Linked DNA regions of Homo sapiens: all the other regions are linked to region 3. Evidence: chromatin loops called from intact Hi-C (ENCODE). Cell type or tissue: mammary epithelial cell. All regions are shown on one strand. Each heading gives the region's core, and the rest is flanking DNA. Links, peaks and the distances in the headings are about the cores only.

Evidence for each region. Peaks named below come from ENCODE experiments on the same cell type or tissue, not always from the same donor. Only the 100,000 strongest peaks of a DNase experiment are listed, where the experiment ranks them.
Region 1: it touches region 3 in a loop (21-fold over the local background); 5 of 110 quality-filtered maps call a loop at or near these places.
Region 2: it touches region 3 in a loop (12-fold over the local background); 100 of 110 quality-filtered maps call a loop at or near these places.

What each region holds. Positions count from the first base shown.
Region 1 is chr17:29,119,932-29,127,259 of GRCh38, forward strand. It overlaps MYO18A (myosin XVIIIA), which reads right to left. Exons shown (of 42, transcript NM_078471.4): 3 at 2,235-2,322; 4 at 1,920-2,026; 5 at 1,616-1,792; 6 at 1,067-1,280; 7 at 685-827. Among named protein-coding and RNA genes, the nearest start is that of MYO18A, 57 kb to the right of the region's middle. In mammary epithelial cell, for the core only: a CTCF peak has its summit at 4,314 (motif pointing right); a DNase peak (open chromatin) is centred at 4,320.
Region 2 is chr17:29,534,161-29,541,122 of GRCh38, forward strand. TAOK1 (TAO kinase 1) reads left to right here. Exons shown (of 20, transcript NM_020791.4): 19 at 1-140. Among named protein-coding and RNA genes, the nearest start is that of ABHD15, 29 kb to the right of the region's middle. In mammary epithelial cell, for the core only: a CTCF peak has its summit at 2,998 (motif pointing left); no DNase peak of the experiment used is centred there.
Region 3 is chr17:29,366,209-29,373,536 of GRCh38, forward strand. No RefSeq gene overlaps it. Among named protein-coding and RNA genes, the nearest start is that of TAOK1, 20 kb to the right of the region's middle. RefSeq lists a silencer at 3,683-3,977 and an enhancer at 3,817-4,076. In mammary epithelial cell, for the core only: CTCF peaks have their summits at 3,745 (motif pointing right) and 4,105 (motif pointing right); a DNase peak (open chromatin) is centred at 4,033; H3K4me3 peaks cover 207 bases; H3K27ac peaks cover 264 bases.

The DNA.
Region 1 (7,328 bases), core at 1,645-6,644, 250 kb before region 3:
GTGGCGCAATCACAGCTCGCTGCAGCCTTAACCTCCCAGGTTCAAGTGACCCTCCCATTTCAGCCTCCCAAGTAGCTGGGACCACAGGCGTGCACTACCACATCTGGCTCAATTAAGCAGGTGCATCTTATTCCCAAGGTGCTCAATCAGATACCAGATCCCTCTAGGATCAAATGGGGGACAGAAACCAGAATGAGGTGGAAGAAGACAGGCCCAGCTCCCAAAGGGGCCCTGCTGCTCTGCCCAGACCCCAGGTGCCTGCCTTCTGGAAATGGGAGCTTGTGGTGAGGTATTTAGCATGGGAGGGAATCAGCCTTGGCTGGGCCTTACTTTACTGACAAGCCAGTCCTCTGCTAGGTGAAATCGGCCCGAGAGAAGCCCCGAGCATGAATCTCAGAAAGTGGGAAGTAAGGCTGAGGCCCAGCAGTAGAGTTAGGACAACCCCAGGGTTGGGAGAGTGAAGGGAACTGGGCAGAAAGCTGGACTGGCCCCATCCAGGGCAGGAGGCCCTGAGGGCAGAATGGTGATGCCTCTGGATAGTGCAGGCCAACCCTGCCCATGCCTGGGTCAATTTTGTTAGGGTAGAATCCCAGGAAAATGAGGCATGGGAGAGAGCCTGATGTCTAGGTCATGAAATCATGTGGCCTGTGTCCTACTACCCCGAGTCCTGGGCAGCACTCTCACCTGAATGGAGGCTGAGGCCACCTGGCCAGCTTGGTCAAAGTCCAGGGAGAGGATCTGGGAGAAGCGGGTGGCATTGCCATTAATGATGGTGGGGCTGTTCCCAAAGGCTTCCAGGAGGGTGTACAGAGCCTGCCACTTCTCCACTGCAGAATACAGGCCCAAGGGGATATCAGGAAAGCCAGGGGCAGCTTATCCCCCAGCTAGGAGCTACCCCAGAGGTATGAAGGCTTGGGGCCATTCAGACCAGAACTGCCCGTGGACAGAGGGGTTTCGGGGGGATGGAAAGGCCAGGGAGAAAAAGAGCTGGCACTTAAGAGGGTGCTCTCTCCTCACTCCCCTCCCCTCACCCCACTTTCAGTTTTCTCCCTTGTCCCTGCCTCACCAGAAAACACCTTGTTCCCGCTGATGCCCGCGATGGTGGCCAGGTACTGCACCAGATGCTGGCAGCTGGTGGTCTTGCCACTGCCACTACTGCCCAGGAGGATGATTGACTGATCCTGACGGCTCATCAGCATCGCCCTGTATGCGGTCTGGGCCACTGCATAGATGTGGGGTGCCATGTCCTCCCGCCGACAACCCTTGAACATGTGCATCACCTTGGGCAGGAGAGCAAGGGAGAGAAGGGGTTGGCTCTTAGCTGATCCCATTAAGACACCCCTCACCCCCAAGGTCCACATCTTTCTGGATTTTCCCTCCTGTAGTGCCCAGGGATTCCAAGGCCAAGGCCATGCATGGAAATGAAGACACTAAGTCCTGGACTCCATCAAAGGTTGTGGGGAGGTCCTGTCCCCCATCTCTTGAAATGACTCCTCTTCCCAAGGTCAACTGTGAGAGTGGACAGGAGCCCAGTGGGGTGCCACAGGGGAAGGGCAGAGAGCCAGGGCAGGGGGTGGGACCAGGAGTCTGCAGGGTAGCCTTGAGGGTGCTGCACCTTCTCAGAGTACACAGCAGGGGCCCCACGGGGGCCAAGAACCAGCAGGCTGGGGCCAGCATACGTGTGCAGCAGGCTAGCGCCATAGCGCTGGCGCAAGGTGTGCAGGACGCTGGACTCATTGAGGTACACCAGTGAGGCCAGATCCTCCAGACGGTCGCAGGAGGGAGCATTAGCCTGTGTGGGAGGACAGGCGGGTGGGTATTAGAGCAGCAGAGCCCATCTCCGCTGCCAGAGGATGGGCCTGCCCTGCCCAGTGCACTCCTGAGCCTCCTCCCCCACACCCAGCCCCCTGCCCACCTACCTTCTCAACGTCATCCTCATCCACATCCAGGATGGCCCCATCGTGGTCCAGCTTCACACGCACCTTCCCCTCAGGCAAGTTGAGCTCCTCAGATTTGAGTTGACTGGCTGCAGGGGAGGGACAGACAGCTGGGATGGGCCTGGGAAGCCTCTGCTACTCCACTTGGGAACTTCTCGGTCCTATCCTCCCCCCCACTGCATCACCAGCCTCTCCTTGCTCACTGCTCAGCCCTCACCAGATGCAGAAGGCACATTCGCTGCCCAGCCCTGAGACCAGTGAGTCCTGACATGTGCCCCCAGACCCTCTGAGACTCACCCAGTGAGAAGCCGTCCCTATGGACCAGCCACACCTTCTCCGTCTCATTCCAGGCCTCTTCTGCTGCAATCTGTTCTTCTGTTTTCGCCTGTCAGAGAGAGAGAAGAATAAACAGGCCCTGCTATGGAAGACAGGGACAAGGACAGCCGTAGAGGGGAGACAAGTGAGGGCATGGGCTTTGAGACAAGCCACTGGGCAAGGAATGAGTTAGGTGACAGACACAGAACACAGGGACATCAGAGGTGTCTGGGAAAGAGGGTGGGGAAGCTAGGAGGCAAGGGTGGCTCTAAGGAGCCCTGAGGACAGGACACAAAGGCTAGAGACCGTACCATCAGTGAGGGTCTGGCAAGACAGGGACACAGGGATCTTGTGCCCAGGAAAGAGGAGACCCCAGGAAAGCAAATCACCAGGTTCTCCCTCAGCCACCCTCTGCTCCTCCACCCTGTCAAGCCCAGGAGATCAGTGTCCTGAGTCCAAGGCCCTAGACCCTAGCCACAGCTACTAGGATCTTCCGTGCCCAGCTTCTCCCTTCATCCAAATGATAGGGCCTCCTTTGCCAAGCTGGGAGAGGGCATGTCCTCAGATCTCAGCGGGGAGTCGCCTGGACTTCGCAGTACAGAATGATAGGTGGGCTCAGAGCCCTGGCCTCAGCCCTGGCCCTCCCCTCCAGAGGGTGCTCTACCCGGACCGGGGGACAGTGCCCAGGTGCACACATCAGCCTCCCTGCTCCTTCTCCATGCCGCCATCAGCAAAGACCCCTGTCACACAGACCTAGTGGACACGCTAATGCCATACAAAGGCACGAGGCAGTGCGGCCAGAGATATGGGGGTAGGGGCAGCCCTGCCCTGTCAAACACAGGGAGAGGCTTACACGTTATACAGATGGGCACAGGAGTGGTGTAAAGGGGCTAGAAGCCCCCAGAGGCCTCAGGAGGTCACCAACTCAGACATAAGCATTCATAGGTACTGACGGTGTGGGGCTGTCAAACCTGGCACCCTCTAAGAAGGACACTTGAACTGGGAAGAAACGGTGTCTGGGGGAGCTGGGGAAACAGACGAGGGACCCAGGGCCCATCGGGCTCCTCTTGTTGTGTGTGGGCGAAATGGCAGCAAGGTCATCCCGTGCCCCGGGTGGGGGATGGGCACCCCAGTGGCATGGACCCACCCTCAGGTTAGCCCGAGCCCCTACACTCTCGGAGGGCCCCAGCTGTGAGGCACAGTCAGCCTGAAACCTGAGGCCCAGGCATGGACACTGGCTGGGTCCTGACCCCCTGGGTGAGAAATCAGGAAAAGATAAGAAAACATAAGAAGTATGTTCTTTGTCACATTTCTTGGAGTTGAAAGTAAAGGAGACGTGGGCTCTCCTCTCAGGTTGGCTTCTGGCTTTAGACAGATCCCTCCAGTGCTGGACGGCCCTTCCCCAGATTGGAGTAGGAGGGCTGGGCTGCACCAGTGGCTCCCAGATCTCCGGGTTTCATGGACCCATGAAATAACTCTGAATAGGAGGATCACCACGTGGCTGGCCACATTTTGGTGTGTTAAGTGAGGACATTAAAAAGGCTAGTTCTTTATATTTGAAGAACTATAACTATAAAAATCATGGCCAGGTGCAGTGGCTCACACCTGTAATCACAGCACTTTGGGAGGCTGAGGTGGGTGGATCACGAGGTCAGGAGATCGAGACCATCCTGGCTAACACAGTGAAACCCTGTCTCCACTAAAAATACAAAAAATTAGCTGGGCATGGTGGCGGGCACCTGTAGTCCCAGCTACTTGGGAGGCTGAGGCAGGAGAATGGCGTGAACCCAGGAGGTGGAGCTTGCAGTGAGCCGAGATTGCGCCACTGCAGTTCAGCCTGGGCGACAGAGCGAGACTCCATCTCAAAAAAAAAAAAAATCATTACAATGTTGTATATATATATTTTTTCTCAAATCACATAAGACAGGGGAGACCTTTATGTTGAATAGACACCTTCTATGGGCCAGGTATTTGGGGACTGATGAATAAGGTGACATCATAGCCTGTAACTAACTCCCTTAAAGCTCATCTGAAAATGGGTTTCTCACATTGGCCAGGAGGTGGAGACAGAGAATGTCTCACGTTCAGGCATGGGCTGGGAAGAGGGCAGAGATTCTGCCTTTCCAGCTTTCTCTCTCCAGAGTGAGCAGAGTTGAAACACCTAGAACTCAACCAGGCCCCCCTTGGGCTCCAGTGGCTGAGAACCACATGCCACATGGGCCCAACTTGAAGGGCGACACTCGGTCTAGATGCTCCCCAGGGGCCTGACACAGAGCTGCACCATCTCAAGCTCCCGGCACTACCTCCCGCTGGGGTCCTCCCAGACACAGGGTGGGAGCCTGGAGGGGAAAGAGGCCTTACACTCCAGCAGGAGGCCCGAGCACAGACGCCAGCCCAGGTGCAGGCCAGTGGGGCTAGGTGGTCACTGGAGGGAGCGGAGGGCTCCTGAGTGGGGGGAGAGCACCCTACCTGGCTGTGGGCATGAGAGGCGGCCTCAGAGTCCAGCTACCGACAGCAAGCAAAGGAGAGAGAGAGAAGAAGGGTGAAGATAAGCAGACCACTGGCACGCCCCCTTCAGCAAGTGCTCCTGAGTCAAGTGGGCCGGCACTCTCTAGTTGTCCAAGGCTCGGGGTGAAGGTGGGGGAGCTTGGTGCCAGGACCTGGGACCTGGCCTGAGCAGGTGAACTGCACCCAGTCAAGGAGAGGCCAGGAAGGTGAAGAGACACTAGTGACCATCAGGCCTCTCAGAGGAGATGCTCCTCTAAGTCATTCCCGGTGGCCCGGGCAGGAGTCTGCCACTCTGCCTCTGGCCGCAGTCTCTCCTGGGCTGGCCATCCGGTCTATTCTGAATCAGGCTCCCTCTTCTGTGTGTCTACCAGGTCAGGCCACCTCACCACACCCAAGGCCTGGGCCCCCTGCCAGCCTCTTGCCTTATCTCCAGAGCATTTCTCAGCCTAGCTCCCCTGTGGCCACCAGCACAGAGCTGTTCCTTGCCTTCTAACACAGCCCAAGGGTGCCACTCCCTAGGCCAAGGGCTGTGTTCAGAGCTGTCGCCCTGCACCTCTCATAGAACACAGCTCCCAGCAGCTTGCAGTCTAGAATCTCTTCCTCAACCCCGACGTACCCTATAGCACTCCCACCTCTGCCAGCCAGGCACACCGACCCCATCTAGATCCAACCTGGGGACCACTTGACAGCTGCCCAAGAGCAAAGGCACTGTGGGCAAACCCTGTGGCCAGCCGTGACCTCTCTGGTTACTTAAAGCCCTGAAAAGCCTTTCTGGGGAGGAAGGCAAGTCAACCAGGACTTGGATGTTACCTGTTAGAAATCGGCAAGGAGTTATCAGGCCCCACCTGGGTCTAGAGAGCCAGGTCACCAAAAATAGCGACAGCAACCTTCCTTACCACCCGCCAGGCCCTGACACCAACACATGTCCTCGAGGCAGGACAATGTGGCCAGAGAAAGGGACTGGGCCCTGAGCGAGGAGGGGTGCCCTCCCACATGCACAGGACTTTGGGCTCTCTGGAGGAACCACTCTCCCCAGAGCACTTCTCTCATTTCTTTAAGAGAGAGCCCAACATGAGGGCCCACAGGCCGCCATGGAGCCATCTTCATGGTCAGCGCGCCTACAGACACACACAGGGTCCTGCCGCCAGCCTCAGGAAGAGGGCGGCCAGGGACTGGGACCCACACACAAGAGTGGCATTACAGAAGCTGTGAAGATCCTCTCCAGCCGCTGGTGGGCCTCTTCCACGGGGGTCAGCTGGACCTTGGCAGCTCCTGCCTAAAGGTTAAACCACTATTAGTCCCAGCCCAGAAATGGAGAGGCCACAGCATGCGGAGCTCCCAGCCCAGGAAGCCACTGGGACCCACTAGGGAAGGGGAGCAGCGCCAGGGAGCAAGCCGCGCGGCAATCTGAGTTTTTAAACCATCAGATTAGAAAAAAAAGAACAAGTGCCTGGGAGTTCTGGGGTTATTTCTTCCCACCTGCCTATCTTGAGCACCAAATGGCCCTATTATCCCACTTGCCCTCTGGACCCTTCCCCAGGCCCAGGTGACAGGTGGCTAAACTCCAGGTCAGGGCATGTCTCAGCTCCCATCTCCTCCCTTGTGAGAGGAGGAGGGACGGGGAGGAGGGACGGGGAGGAGGGAGGGGAGGGCAGCCGCCCGGGAACAGGACCACGACACTCCCCACCTGCTTATGGGTTCTCCAGAGCGACCAACAGTTCTGCCCATACCCTGCCCAAAATGCCCATGCCAGCTCCTCCCTGTGAGCAGGAACAGGCACTTCCCTGATTCACAGAGTGGGCCAGGTGGGTGGGGGAAGCGGCGGCTGGCTTTTCTCTAAGTGCTGCAATGCCCAGGAAGAATGGGGAGCAACAAGGCTCCCCAGGTCCCAGGAGGTAACAGTCAGGGAGGGCCTCAAGGCCTCTCAGGCTATTCCCCCATACCCTCCAGACCCCTCTCCTTCCAGCCAGAAGGAGCCTGCATGAGCACAGGGAAGTAGTGGCAAAACTTGATGCTCCTCTCCCACACCCTGGGAGGCCTCAGCAGGGTCCAAAAAAGGGAAGCTTGAAGAGAACTGTCCCCAACTCAGAGGCCAGCCAAGAAGGCAACACTTTCCAAGGGAAAGAGGCTGGACTGACCCTCCCTCCTGCTTCTCAGCCTCCTGCCCCACCCAGAGAACACTTTCTGGGAAGATAGGGTTGCCCCTATATCCCAAGGGGCCCACTGTACCCATCTGCCATCCAAGCACAGGGCTCCTCAAGAGTCCTGCTGCCAGATGGTCATGCTGGCCAGGCCTAAAGAAGGCAGTGATGGCAGTGAGGGCATCAATAACAACTGTTATTAGCACCACTATCAACGCTACCATTTATGGAGCACCCACCATGCCAGGGACCGGCTTGGAGCATTATCTGTATCATTTCTAATCTTCTGGTTACTTAAAACCCTTATTAACCCTTATTTGCAATTCCAAAATCCCAAAAGCCCCCCCAAACAAAATATTTTTCTTAACTATTTTGGCGGCAAAACCTGGCAGTTTATCCTCTATGCCCCTGTAGTGTGAATATTCAT
Region 2 (6,962 bases), core at 1-5,000, 170 kb after region 3:
AGATGCAGCTGCAGCAGGAACTGGAGCTGTTGAATGCGTATCAGAGCAAAATCAAGATGCAAGCTGAGGCACAACATGATCGAGAGCTTCGCGAGCTTGAACAGAGGGTCTCCCTCCGGAGGGCACTCTTAGAACAAAAGGTATAAGTAATAGAAGGAAAAATCATTGTTTTCGAATTAGCTTTTGTCAGAAGCGTTTTATAAATATATTTTCATGTTGGCAGAGGTCACATTAGATTTCTTTCACAATACCACATTTCCTGAATTCTAGTTATGGCAGCAGATTTTTCTTTAAAATTACTGATTCACTGATGAACCTTATCATTAATGAGCTCCAGAAATCAAGGGAATATAATTAAGTAGTAATTGCTAGAGAAAAGATATGGGTGTGTGAAGACAGTCAGCTGAATTTGAGAGTAGCAGATATGGCTCTATTTTCCTCACTTCTGTGTTCCTAGCTTGCTCTACCTAAGGAGGTTGGAGAAGGACTTAACTAGTGAAGAAAGAGAGCTGCATTAATTGCCTGAGAGAGCCAGGGACAAAGGATCAGGAATATTACCTTACTCATACATCCTTGGCCTGGAGCTATACAGATTGGTAGAGGATTACTGAGGGACAGAAGGTAAAATTAGTTCCACACAGGTGAAAAGTCAGGCTGAAAAAATGTTATTTCTAGATGCACATCTTTACTTTTTTCTGAATTATTCTTGTCAGATATATTGGAAAATAGAACTAGAATCCCCAAATTTCCATCCTTCAGGATACTAAGGTGTGTGTGTGTGTGTGTGTGTGTGTGTGTGTGTGTATTAGGGAAAGGGCGATGGACAGAAGATTTTGAGAGGTAAAGAGAAGAAAGGCATTTGTTGCAAGAAGTGGTAGATTAGGCTGGGCTTAGGCCTCCCAGCACTTTGGGAAGCCAAGGCGGGAAGATCGTCTGAGCTCAGGAGTTCGAGACCAGCCTGGGCAACACAGGGAGACCCTATCTCTACAAATATTTAAAAATTAGCTGAGTGTGGTGGCTCACTCCTGTGGTCCCAGCTACTTGGGAGGCTGAGGTGGGAAGATGGATTGAGCCTAGAAGGTTGAGGCTTCAGTAAGCCATGGCTGCACCACTGCACTCTAGCCTGGGCAACAGGCAAGATCCTGTCTCAAAATAAATAAATAAATAAATAAAACAGTGGTCGATTATCAATTGTATCCAGGATTCAGAGATACATTCCAGAACTCTTGAGTCTTAAATTCCCAACAGCTGATGTAGTCTTAGGTCCGTCGGTTATCGCATTTAATACTTACCTAATGATCTTCCTAAAGTTGTCATTGTTTCTGGACCATAGGCCTGTAGATTTTTCCTCTATTTCCTATAGTTCCTGTGATAAAAATAGAATGCCTTATTAAAGTAAAAAATATCTTTTAAACCAGGTGTTGTGGCTCATGCTTGTAATCCCAGCACTTGGGAGGCGGAGGCAAGCAGATCGCTTGAGCTCAGGAGTTCAAGACCAGCCTGGGCAACATGGCAAAACCCTGCCTCTACAAAAAATACAAAAATTGGCCAAGTGTGGTGTCAGACACCTATAGTCCCAGCGACTAGGGAGGTTTAAGGTGAGAGGATCACTTGAGCCCAGGAGGTTGAGGCTGCAGTGAGCTGAGATCATGCCACTGCACTCCAGCCTGGGTTACAAAGCGAGACCCTGTCTCAAAAAAACAAAAAAAATCTTTAAAAAAATCACCTAAATAAGATATAAGATGTTACTATTTCTCTAGCACAGCTGTCTTTATTACTGGCTTCTTTGAGAGGTATTTGCATCTAAATATTATCTCAATTTTATTTCTCATTCAAGATGAGAAAGATAAGGCCAGGCACAGTGGCTCACGCCTGTAATCCCAGCACTTTGGGAGGCCGAGGGTTGGGGGAGCAGATCGCCTGTGGTCAGGAGTTCAAGACCAGCCTGGCCAACATAGTGAAACACCATCTCTACTGAAAATACAAAAATTAACCAGGCGTGGTGGCAGGCGCCTGTAATCCCAGCTACTCCAGAGGTTGAGGCAGGAGAATCCCTTGAATCTGGGAGGCAGAGGTTGCAGTGAGCCGAGATGGCGCCACTGCACTCCAGCCTGGGCAACAGAGCGAGACTCTGTCTCAAAAAATAAGATGAGAGGCCGGGGCATGGTGGCTCACACCTGTAATCCCAGCACTTTGGGAGGCCAAGGCGGGCGGATCACGAGGTCAGGGGAGATCGAAACCATCCTGGCTAACACGGTGAAACCCCGTCTCTACTAAAAATACAAAAAATTAACCCGGGCATGATGGCGGGTGCCTATAGTCCCAACTACTTGGGAGGCTGAGGCAAGAGAATGGCGTGAACCTGGGAGGCGGAGGTTGCAGTGATCCAAGATCACGCCACTGCACTCCAGCCTGGGCAACAGAGCAAGACTCCATCTCAAAAAATAAATAAATAAATAAGATGAGAAAGATAGAAACATAAATCTTGAAAAATATAGCTTCTTCCATGTGCAAATTTCCTAAATCCATGTCATTCAAACTTTTTTTTTTTTTTTTTGAGACGGAGTCTGGCTGTGTGGCCCAGGCTGGAGTGCAGTGGCGTGATCTCTGCTCACTGCAAGCTCCACCTCCCGGGTTTACGCCATTCTCCTGCCTCAGCCTCCCGAGTACCTGGGACTACAGGTGCCCACCACCACACCTGGCTAATTTTTTTGTATTTTCAGTAGAGACAGGGTTTCACCGTGTTAGCCAGGATGGTCTCGATCTCCTGACCTCGTGATCCGCCTGCCTCGGCCTCCCAAAATGCTGGGATTACAGGCGTGAGCCACAGCGCCCGGCCATCTCATTCCATCTTTTATATTTGAAATTTAATCTAAAGTTCTCTCTTAGGATTCAGTATTATCACTAAATGGAAAACTCCCTATAATATTTCAAGAATGGTGTTATGAGAGAAATATTGGCACTATTAAAGTATGGTTATAATTTTAGCTCCACCTAGTGGTTAACAGTTAAACAGCACTAATTAGCATCTTAGTCTTATTTAATATCCTAACCAAAAACTGCATGTTAATACAAAGCCATTACAATGCAGGCATAAAATCAGTACTCATTGGTGAAGGTACAGTGACACTTTTATACAGTGTTAATACATCTTGGAAAGCAATTTGGAGTTGGGTGTATATATACTTGTTTGTTTTTTTTCAAGTGTCAACAGAGACTCACTCTGTTGCCCAGGCTAGAGTCCAGTGGTACAATCTCAGCTCACTGCGTTCTCCATTTCCCAAGGCTCAAGCGGTCCTCCTACCTCAGCCTCACAACTACAGGCATGCACCACCATGACCACTGATTTTTTTTTTTTTTTTTTGGAGGGGGCAAGGATAGAAATGGGGTTTCTCCATGTTGCCCAGGCTGGTCTCAAACTCCTAGGCTCAAGCAATCTGTCCACCTCGGCCTCCCAAAGTGCTGAGATTACAGGCATGAGCCACTGCGCCTGGAGTTGTATATTTAGCCTTGTAAATGTTAAGTGTTTAAAACTTTGAGGAAAAGAAATCCAAATTACAGGAAAAAAGGAAAAGAAATCCAAATTACAGGAAAAAAAAACTGCATAAATATGTTAATTATAACAACTTTATAATAGTTTAAAACAACCTAACTATTTAAAATAGAGATACGGCTGGGTGTGGCGGCTCACGCCTGTAATCCCAGCACTTTGGGAGGCTGAGGCAGGCAGATCACAAGGTCAGGAGTTCAAGACCAGCCTGGCCAACGTGGTGAAACCCCGTCTCTACTAAAAATACAAAAATTAGCTCGGCATGGTGGTGCGTGCCTGTAATTCCAGCTACTTGGGAGGCTGAGGCAAGGGAATCGCTTCAACCTGGGAGGCAGAGGTTGCAGTGAGCTGAGATCACGCCACTGCACTCCAGCCTGGCGACAGAGCAAGACTCCATCTCAAAAAAAAAAAAAAAAAAAAGGTAAACATGGCCAAGCCAATAAAAAAATCTTATTCAGCCATTTAAATGATGTCTGCAAAACCAGTATTAATATGGAAAAATGTTTATGGTGTGTTGAACAAAATTTTAAAAGACAAATCCTACTTGAAGTAATGTTAGTAGTGGCTATGTTAATGTGATAGGTTGATTTTTTTCTCTGTTTCTTTTTTAAAATATGGTTTTATTCATTTCATAATGGAAAAATGCATACAATTATTTAGTATTTAAAAGAGTAAAAGAACAATAGGATGGTACATCTATAGTGCTTCAAGATGTTACTTGGTTTTTATGGCTAATATTTTGCCTTTCAAGCAAAGTATGTGACTACAAGGCAGGCTGGGGTCAATTAGCAATCACTAAGACCCTGTACCTCTCTACAAAAACTTTGTAAAATCCTAAAAGCTGTGATTTCTGCACTTTATGCTTGCCGGTTGTACATACATATAAGAAGGAGACATCTGAAAATAAATAGAAATGGAACTGGAGTGAATGTTAGTTGATTCTAGATGAAAAATCATTCTGTTTGAAGATTGTTGTAAGTCTCCAAGTGAACCAAAAATTGTTCATTTAGTTTGAGACAAAATGAGCCTCACATGTACATGAAGTCTTGTTTCAATGTTTCTCATCCTTCATTTACATTAAATTTTTAGATAACAACACAACTATAAATGTTAAATTATATGTGAAATATATATATATGAAAAGTAGTAGCATTTCCAGAGTATAAATGACCTTTTTTTAATCATCTCATTTAATTTTCTCTCAAGATTTCACTTAGTATTAACATCATGGTTAGTAGTGTTTTTAAGTAAGAATTAAAATTTGGGGGTGGGTGCAGTGGCTTACACTGTAATCCCAGCACTTCGGAAGGCCGAGTGGGGCGGATCACTTGGTGCTCAGGAGTTTGAGACCAGCCTTGGCAACATGATGAAACCCCGTCTCTACAAAAAAAAAATACAAAAATTAGTTGGATATAGTGGTGTGCGCCTGTAGTACCAGCTCCTCTGGAGGCTGAGGTGTGGAGGATTGCTTGAACCTGAGAGGTAGAGGTTGCAGTGAGCCAAGATTGCACCACTGCACTCCAGCCTGGGCAACAGACCAGACCCTGTCTCAGAAAACAACAAACAAACATATTTTTGTGTAGGAAACAAAAAATTGCAGAAGAGGCCGGATCGCTTGAGATCAGGAGTTTGAGAGCAGCCTAGGCAACATGGTGAAACCTCCTCTCTACCAAAAATACAAAAAATTAGCTGGGTGTGGTGGTGCATGCCTGTTTTTTGTTTTGTTTTGTTTTTTGTTTTTTTGAGATGGAGTTTCACTCTTGTTGCCCACGCTGGAGTGCAATGGCACTATCTCGGCTCACAGCAACCTCCGGCTCCCGGGTTCAAGCAATTCTCCTGCTTCAGCCTCCCGAGTAGCTGGGATTACAGGCATGTGCCACCATGCCCGGCTAATCATGTATTTTTACTAGAGATGGGATTTCTCCATGTTGGTCAGGCTGGTCTCGAACTCCCGACCTCAGGTGATCCTCGTACCTCAGCCTCCCAAAGCTCTTGGGATTACAGGCGTGAGCCACTGCACCCAGCCAATTTTTGTATTTTTAGTAGAAATACCCAGTTACCCAGGAGGATAAGGTGGGAGGATAGCCTGAGCCTGGGAGGTGGAGGTTGCAGCGAGCCACGATCGCGCCACTGCACTCCAGCCTGGGTGACAGAGCAAGACCCTGTCTCGAAAAAAAGCAAAAATTGCAGTAGAATGTGGCAAAATATAATAACAGATTTATAAAGTATAGCAGAAATACAAAAGTATAGGAGTGATGTACTCTATAGCGGAGGGAAAGTGGGGCAAAGAAATCTCAGGGAGATGGTATAAAGAGTGCTTTCTGAAGGAAGAATAGGTTAACCAGAAACACAAGGAATGTGTAAAGGCATGGAGAAATGATAAAATAAGAAATGTTTGGGAGAAATTACAAACAGGCCAGGATGGACTGGAGTAAGAAGAGTTTGAAAATTGTTATTCTAAAACATGTTATTAAAGAGGCATTAGGCATTTTTTATGAAGGTTGAAGGAGGACTTAAACATGGAATATTCTTCTCAGGGAAAGATACCAAATGTCTGTATGTCTGTACCATCTTCTTTGAGACTTATTTGCTCCACTTTTCCTCCCCTATAGAGCAAACCGTTCAATACTTTTTTCTGTTTTTGTTTGTTTGTTTGTTTGTTTGTTTGTTTTGAGACTAAGTCCCATTCTATTGCCCAGGCTGGAGTGCAGTAGCCCCATCTTGGCTCACTGCAACCTTCGCCTCCCAAGTTCAAGTGATTCTCCTGCCTCAGACTCCTGAGTAGCTGGGATTACAGGCACCTGCCACCACTCCCGGCTAATTTTTCTTTTTGTTTTTGGGTTGTTTGTTTTTTGTTTTTGTTTTTATTTTTGTTTTGAGATGGAGTTTCACTCTTTTTGCCCAGGCTTGAGTGCAATGGTGCTATCTCTTCTCACCGCAACCTCCGCCTCCTAGGTTCAAGCGATTCTTCTGCTTCAGTCTCCCGAGTAGCTGGGATTACAGGCATGTGCCACCACGCCCGGCTAATTTTGTATTTTTACTAGAGACGGGGTTTCTCCATGTTGGTCAGGCTGGTCTCGAACTCCCAACCTCAAGTGATCTGCCTGCCTCAGCCTCCCAAAGTGCTGGGATTACAGTCGTGAGCCACTGTGCCCGGCCAATTTTTGTATTTTTAGTAGAGACGAGGTTTCACCATCTTGGCCAGGCTGGTCTCAAACTCCTGGCCTGAAGTGATCCACCCACCTCGGCCTCCCAAAATGTTGAGATTACTAGGCATGAGCCACCACGCCCGGCCTTGATACATTTTTTATTTCTGTAGTACCTTATAAATATCTTAACCCATTCTATTGCAATTTTTTATTTGTATTTGCTTCCCATGAAAAAAATTTTTGTTTTGTTTATTTGTTTGTTT
Region 3 (7,328 bases), core at 983-5,982:
TTAAGGAGATTATAGAAAATGAGAATAGTGGCCCGATGCGGTGGCTCACTCCTGTAATCCCAGCACTTTGGGAGGTCAAGGCGGCCAGATCACCTGAGGCCAGGAGTTCGAGACCAACATGGTGAAAACCCATCTCTACTAAAAATACAAAAAATTAGCTGGGTGTGGTGGCGGGCAACTGTAATCTCAGCTACTCTGGAGGCTGAGGAAGGAGAATCACTTGAACCTGGGAGGCGAAGGTTGCAGTAAGCCAAGATCGCACCATTGCACTCCAGCCTGGGCAACAAAAGCGAAACTCTGTCTCAGAAAAAAAAAAAAAAGAGAATAAGATAGTAATTTCTATCCTATTTTAAGGAGGTAAAGATTAGAGGAGGAAGTTTGAAGAGAGTGGTATAGCTTTGAAACAGCCATTTTGCAGAATGAAAAAGGGAGTTCACTAGGAATAATGACATCAGCTACTATTTATGAGTGCTTACTATGTGCTAGGCATTCTGCTAGGTTCACCATATATCTTGATGAACTAAGCAGCCATGGTCCTTGTTCTCATATGGAGCCTACAATCTAGTAGGGGAGATAGAAAACAAATAGGTATATTCTTTTTGGGGTGTGTAGGGGGACAGGGTCTCATTCTGTCACCCAGATAGAGTATAGCGGTATGATCACTGCTTATGGCAGCCTTGACCTCCAGGGCTCAAGTGATCCTCCTGCCTCAGCCTCCCAAGTAGCTGGGACCACAGATGGAAGCCCCCATGCCTTGCTAATTTTTTATTTACTTATTTATTTTTTTGAGATGGAGTTTCGCTCTTGTTGCCCAGGCTGGAGTGCAATGGCGCGATCTCGGCTCACAGCAACCTCTGCCTCCCAGGTTCAAGCGATTCTCCTGCCTCAGCCTCCCTAGTAGCTGGGATTACAGGCATGTGCCACCACACCCAGCTAATTTTGTACTTTTAGTAGAGACAGGGTTTCTACTAAACCTGTTGTTCAGGCTGGTTGCGAACTCCCCACCTCAGGTGATTAGCCTGCCTTGGCCTCCCAAAGTGCTGGGCTTATAGGCGTGAGTCACTGCTCCTGGCCTGCTAATTTATTTTTATATTTTGTAGAGAGACGGGTCTCCCTATTTTGCCCAGGCTGGTTTTAAACTCCTCTTGTTTTTTCAGACAGGGTCTCACTGCGTCACCCGGGCTGGAGTGCAGTGGCGTGATCTGGCTCACTGCAGCCTCAACCTCTTGGGCTCAAGCAATCCTCCCACCTCAGCCTCCCAAGTAGCTAGAACTACAGACATGCACCACCACATCCAGCTAATTTTGTTTATTTTTTGTAGAGACAAAGTCTCACTATGTTGCCCAGGCTGGTTTCCAACTCCTCAACTCGAGTGATTCTCCCACCTTGTCCTCCCAAAGTGCTAGGATTACAGAGGTGAGCCACCTTGCCCGGCCTAGATTAGTATTTTTTTACATAGGTCTGGAGACTATGGGCCAGCCGCGGCAACTCACACCTGTAATCCCAGTGCTTTGGGAGGCCGAGGCGGGCAGATCACCTGAAGTCAGGAGTTCAAGACCAGCCTGGCCAACATGGAGAAACTCCATCTCTACTAAAAATACAAAAATTAGCCCGGCGTAGTGGTGGGTGCCTGTAATCCCAGATACTCAGGAGGCTGAGGCAGGGAGAATTGCTTGAACCCGGGAGGTGGAGGTTGCAGTGAGCTGAGATCACGTCACTGCATCCAGCCTGGGAGACAAAGCAAGAAAAAAAAAGAGGAGACCTATGGAGTTTTGAAATAATAAGATATTGAATAAAATGGCATTCATTGGGCAATTGTCTCTTATACAAAATGCCTAAGTAGGGTCTCTATAAAAAACTGTAATTAAAGGGGAGTGAAAACAAACCCTTTGCTTACAGTTTCAGTGGGTTTAATGAAAATTTATTTATATGGATGAGCCAGTCCACCCCACATGCAATTTGTATTTAATGTATTTGGATTTAGAGTTCTTGCAAACAAATTCAAAAACACTAGAATAGATTCATTGTGTCTCCTCTTTTCTATAGGAGAGGCAGTACAACCTAATTGTTAAATTGAGGGCATTAACATTAGACAGACCTGGTTTTGATTCTTGCTCAGCCACTTCCTAGCCCTGGGACCTTAGGCAAGTTATTCAACCTCTCTAGGCCTAGTTTTCTCATTAGTGCTGTGCAGATAACAAAAGAACCTATTTCAAAGGACTGTGTTGTAAATATTAAATGAAAAATTAAAGCATTTAGCCCAGTGCCTGGAAGGCAGTCACTGACACATTCCATTGCAGAAAGACATAATAGAAACAATATAATATCAAACACTTATTATGCCAGCTACTGTGCTAAGTACTTTAAATTCATTATTTCATTTAATCCTTTGAGATAGGTATTATTTCTTATTCGCATTTCACTTGAGGAAAGGGTGGTTTAAGGAATTTCAGTAATCAGAGAACTATAAAAACATCCAGTTAGCACAATCACCCTCAGGTGTGCACGTGTAATTTGATGCAAACATATGCATGCATACAAATGCAAGAATATTTACATACTCATTATTGCCTGTACCATGTTTCCTGGCACTTCCACCTGGATTGATGGTGCTGTAATAACATAGTGGCATTAGTGGAACTGGCTGGAAGAGCACCCACTCAACCAGAATGGGTGTTTTATTGGAAAGAGTGATGCATTGCAAAAGGCCCAACTCTGTCTCTACCTTGCCCTCAGACCTTGAATAAGTCATTTGACTAAATCTTTGGGCCTCAGTTTCCTCATCTGTAAAATAAGGGGGCTGGCTCAGGTCTACTCTAATCAGCTCTGAATCAAAAGCAGCCCTCAATCCTGCCACCTTGTATAGGCAGTTCTATACAAACACACTCGCCCCCATGGCAACGGCCACTCAGCTCTCAGAAGCACTGGTATGCCGCTCTACTCCAGCCAACAGTACTATTTCCATCGCAAATTCCTGGGTGAATAGAGGGCTTGGATGGGGGAGGGATCTGTTCATCAGTAATCTTAAAGCCCCTGGCATTAAAAGAAAGTCTAGAATAAATTGTCTGTGGGTGGTGCATATGTGCTAAATCAGAAACAGCATCAGCATTTAATTCACAATATTATCCTTCTAGGAGGTGGAGGAGCTATCTTAGCTGAGGTGAAATTTAGAGGGTCACTTTGCCACTGAAGTGCTGAGTCAATGAGTGGAGGAAACTGTGACCCAAGTTATTTAAAATTGGGGAGGATGCCAAAAGAACATTGCCAGAGGGTGTTTAAATCAATCTGGATTTTTGAGAAGCAATTCCAGTGTTTATTTCCAAGCTACATAGATAGACTCTCTTATTATCTTATCACAGCAGACACTTATCAGAACTTCATCTTGGAAGCACAGAGGCTGTAGGGCAAATGGACTGAGAATAAAGATGCAAGAAAAAGAGAACATCTCTTTTCAAAAAAAGGAGGAGATATCCTTGAGAAGGCTGCCCTATATCTGCTCTACCCTCTATTTTCAAGCCTTCACCAAGTTGTTTCTAGAGTCTGTTGCTGATAATGGTGAAATGGTGACGATGACAATGATGAATTCATGGCAAGGATTAGCTCTTGCCTTTTCTTCCTCCACATTGCATAGATTTGAGCCAAAGGGGGCACTATTCTTTTATAACTCAGATGAAAAGGAAGTAGATGCTCACTTAAGATAGAGTTTGAATTGCCTTTCTCACAAGGAGTGGTTCCAGGAGAAATGTAATAGGCACTACACTAGGTTTCCAGCTGAGGGCAGCCGTGTTAGCCTTTGCTGACTCCTTACGGCTGCCTACTGAGAGATCTGCAGAGGAAAGGCACTGAAAACAGGCAAACAATGTGAAGGTGGACTGGGAGTTTAGAAATCAGGCTGGTGAGAGTTTCCAGAAGAAGGCTGTCTGTAGTTAGAGACCGACCTGTGTCCATGAGCTGGGGGAATCCCGGAATGAATGGATGGTCTTTGCTGAGGATTGTATGAGCAGCAAAACTTTCTGAGCTATGACGTGCAGGGCAAATCAAAGCTGGCTGCTCCTTACAAACCTGTGGAGTTGGACTTGCTGTTTTTCCTCTTGCCACTAGAGGGTAGAATATGAAAAGAAGATTAGCATGTTTTCATCCTTGCCTAGTTAGCCCTGTAGGAATTCTAAGTGTTAAAGGATAAGAAATCTTGATCTTGCTAACACATATATCTGTCCAAGCTATTTCCTGGCTTACACATGTTCAATGGCTCCCTAAAGTTTCCAGAATAAAGTCTGAGTTGATGAGAATGGCATACAAGCTCTTCCCAAATTCGCCTTGGTCTTCCCTCATAACTCTGCCCTTCAGTCCCCTGCTCTTCATCTACAATACAAATCCTTGGGGAAGTAGTGTGGTAGAAGGAACATAGGTGTCGGAGACAACTGGAAGTCAGTTAATCATCCCAGACCACTTATTTTCCATCAGTACCACATGCAACTCACCACTAATTCCTGTCTATTCTATCTCTTAGAGAAACTCTTTGAGGGCAGGGACCATGTCTACTTTGCTCAAATTTGTATCTTTTTTTTTTTTTTTGAGACAGAGTCTCGCTCTGTCACCCAGGCTGCAATGTGCAGTGGTGCAATCTCGGCTCACTGTAACCTCCGCCTCCCGGGTTCACGCCATTCTCCTGCCTCAGCCTTCCGAGTAGCTGGGACTACAGGCGCCTGTCACCTCGCCCGGCTAATTTTTTTTATTTTTAGTAGAGATGAGGTTTCACCATGTTAGCCACGATAGTCTCAATCTCCTGACCTCGTGATCCATGCACCTTGGCCTCCCAAAGTGCTGGGATTACAGGTGTGAGCCACTGTGCCCAGCCTCAAATTTGTATCTTTACTGCCTAGCACTCTTCATGGGAGCTCATTCAATATTTATTGATCAAAATAATAAATGAATGATTACATCCATAGCACTGTTGTCCTCCTAGTCCAAGTTAATACCATCTCTCACCTGGTCTGCAGTGGGGTCCCAAGTGGTCTCCCTACGTCTCCTTTTGCTCATTACAATCCATTTTATACTCTGCAGCAAGAATGATCTTTCCCAAATGCAATTTTGCTTTAAAACCCTTCAATGGCTTCCCATTGCTCTTAAAATAAATACCGTTATATTCTGAATATGACCCACAAAGTAAATATAATTTCATTTATTAGCAGTTTGGCCACTTGCTAGTTATGTGATTATTAGTAAATTAGTAAATCTCACTGAGTTTTGGTTTCCTCATCTTAAAAATGTAAACAATAGGCCGGGCACAGTGGCTCACACCTGTAATCCCACTTTGGGAGGCCGAGGCAGGCAGATCATTTGAGGTCAGGAGTTGGAGACCAGCCTGGCCAACATGGTGAAACCCCATCTCTAGTAAAAATACAGAAAATTAGCTGGGCGTGGTGACAGGTGCCTGTAATCCCAGCTACTAGGGAGGCTGAGGCAGGAGAATCACTTGAACTTGGGAGATAGAGGTTGCAGTGAGCCGAGATTGTGCCACTGCACTCCAGCCTGGGTGACAGAGCGAGACTACATCTCAAAAAAAAAAAAAAAAAGAGGACCGGCACGGTGGCTGGCGCCTGTAATCCTAGCACTTTGTGAGGCTGAGGCAGGTGGATCACCTGAGCTCAGGAATTTGAGACCAGCCTGGGCAACAGGGTGAAACCCTGTCTGTACTAAAAATACAAAAAAAGAAAAAAAAAATCGGCTGGGCATGGTGGCACATGTCTGTATTCCCAGCTACTGGGGAGGCTGAAGCAGAAGAATCACTTGAACCCAGGAGGTGGAGGTTACAGTGAGCCGAGATTGTGCCATTGCACTTCAGCCTGGGCGACAGAGCAAGACTTCATCTCAAAATATATATATATGAACAATAATTATTCCTACCTCATAGAATTGTTGAGAAGGTTAAATAAACTAATACATACAAAATAATGAGCACAGTGTTCCGTTCTGTGTTCAGTAAATGGTAACTACAGTTTTTAGCACCTGAATGACATAGTCCCTGTATATCTCTTGCTATTCCCCCTCATTTTCTGGCAGTCTCATTAAGTTTCTTTCAGATCCTGGAATCCCATGCTCTTTTTTTTTTTTTTTTTTTTGGTCCAGGCTGGAGTGCAATGGCAATGGCGCGATCTTGGCTTACTGCAACTTCCATCTCCCAGGTTCAAGCGATTCTCCTGTCTCAGCCTCCCAAGTAGCTGGGATTACAGTAGCCCGCTACCACGCCCAGCTAATTTTTTTTTTTTTTTTTGAGATGGAGTTTCACTCTTGTTGCCCAGGCTGGGGTGCAATGGCGCGATCTCAGCTTACTGCAACTTCTGCCTCCTGGGTTCAAGCAATTCTCCTGCCTCAGCCTCCTGAGTAGCTGGGATTACAAGCATGTGCCAGCAAGCCCACCTAATTTTTTGTTTTGTTTTGTTTTGTTTTGTTTTGTTTTGTTTTTTGAGACGGAGTCTCCCTCTGTCACTCAGGCTAAAGTGCAGTGGTGTGATCTCGGCTCACTGCCACCTCTGCCTCCCAGGTTCAAGCAATTCTCCTGCCTCAGCCTCCTGAGTAGCTGGGATTACTCAGCTACTCAGCACGTGCCACCACGCCCAGCTAATTTTTGTATTTTTAGTAGAAACGGGGTTTCAACATGTTGGTTAGGCTGGTCTCGAACTCCTCCCCTCGTGATCCACCTGCCTCGGCCTCCCAAAGTGCTGGGATTACAGGTGTGAGCCACCGCGCCCCCAGCTAACTTTTTGTATTTTTAGTAGAGAAGGGGTTTCACTATGTTGGCCAGGCTGGTCTCAAACTCCTGACCTCAGGTGATCCGCCCACCTTGGCCTCCCAAAGTGCTGGGATTATAGGCGTGAGCCACCGCACCCAGCCTGCCATGCTCCTTTTTATTCCTACTTCTCTATCTGGTCCCATGTGGAGTTTCCTTCCTCTAAGAAGCCTTTCTTGACATCCCATGTCTTGTTCGGATGGCCCTGCAATGGGCTCCCATGGCATCCTAACACTCCTCAAAGCATTTGTTATCTATTCCTTACATAGTGACTGACATTTAGCAATCCTTCAGTAAATATCTGTTGAATCAACTCCAGACACTGCATTTCTCTTTCCCATGCTCTTTGTACATGTTGTTTCTTATTTCTTTTCTAGACAGAACATCATGACTGCTACATCCACATTTCCTTCCCAAGGGAAACTTTCCCACCCACAGCCTCTGTTGAAGAGACAGCCTCTAGGTAGCCATAGTTATGTCCCTTTTGCCTTAGCTGACTGGACCAGAATTGGCATCTGACGCAATGGTGGATAATCCA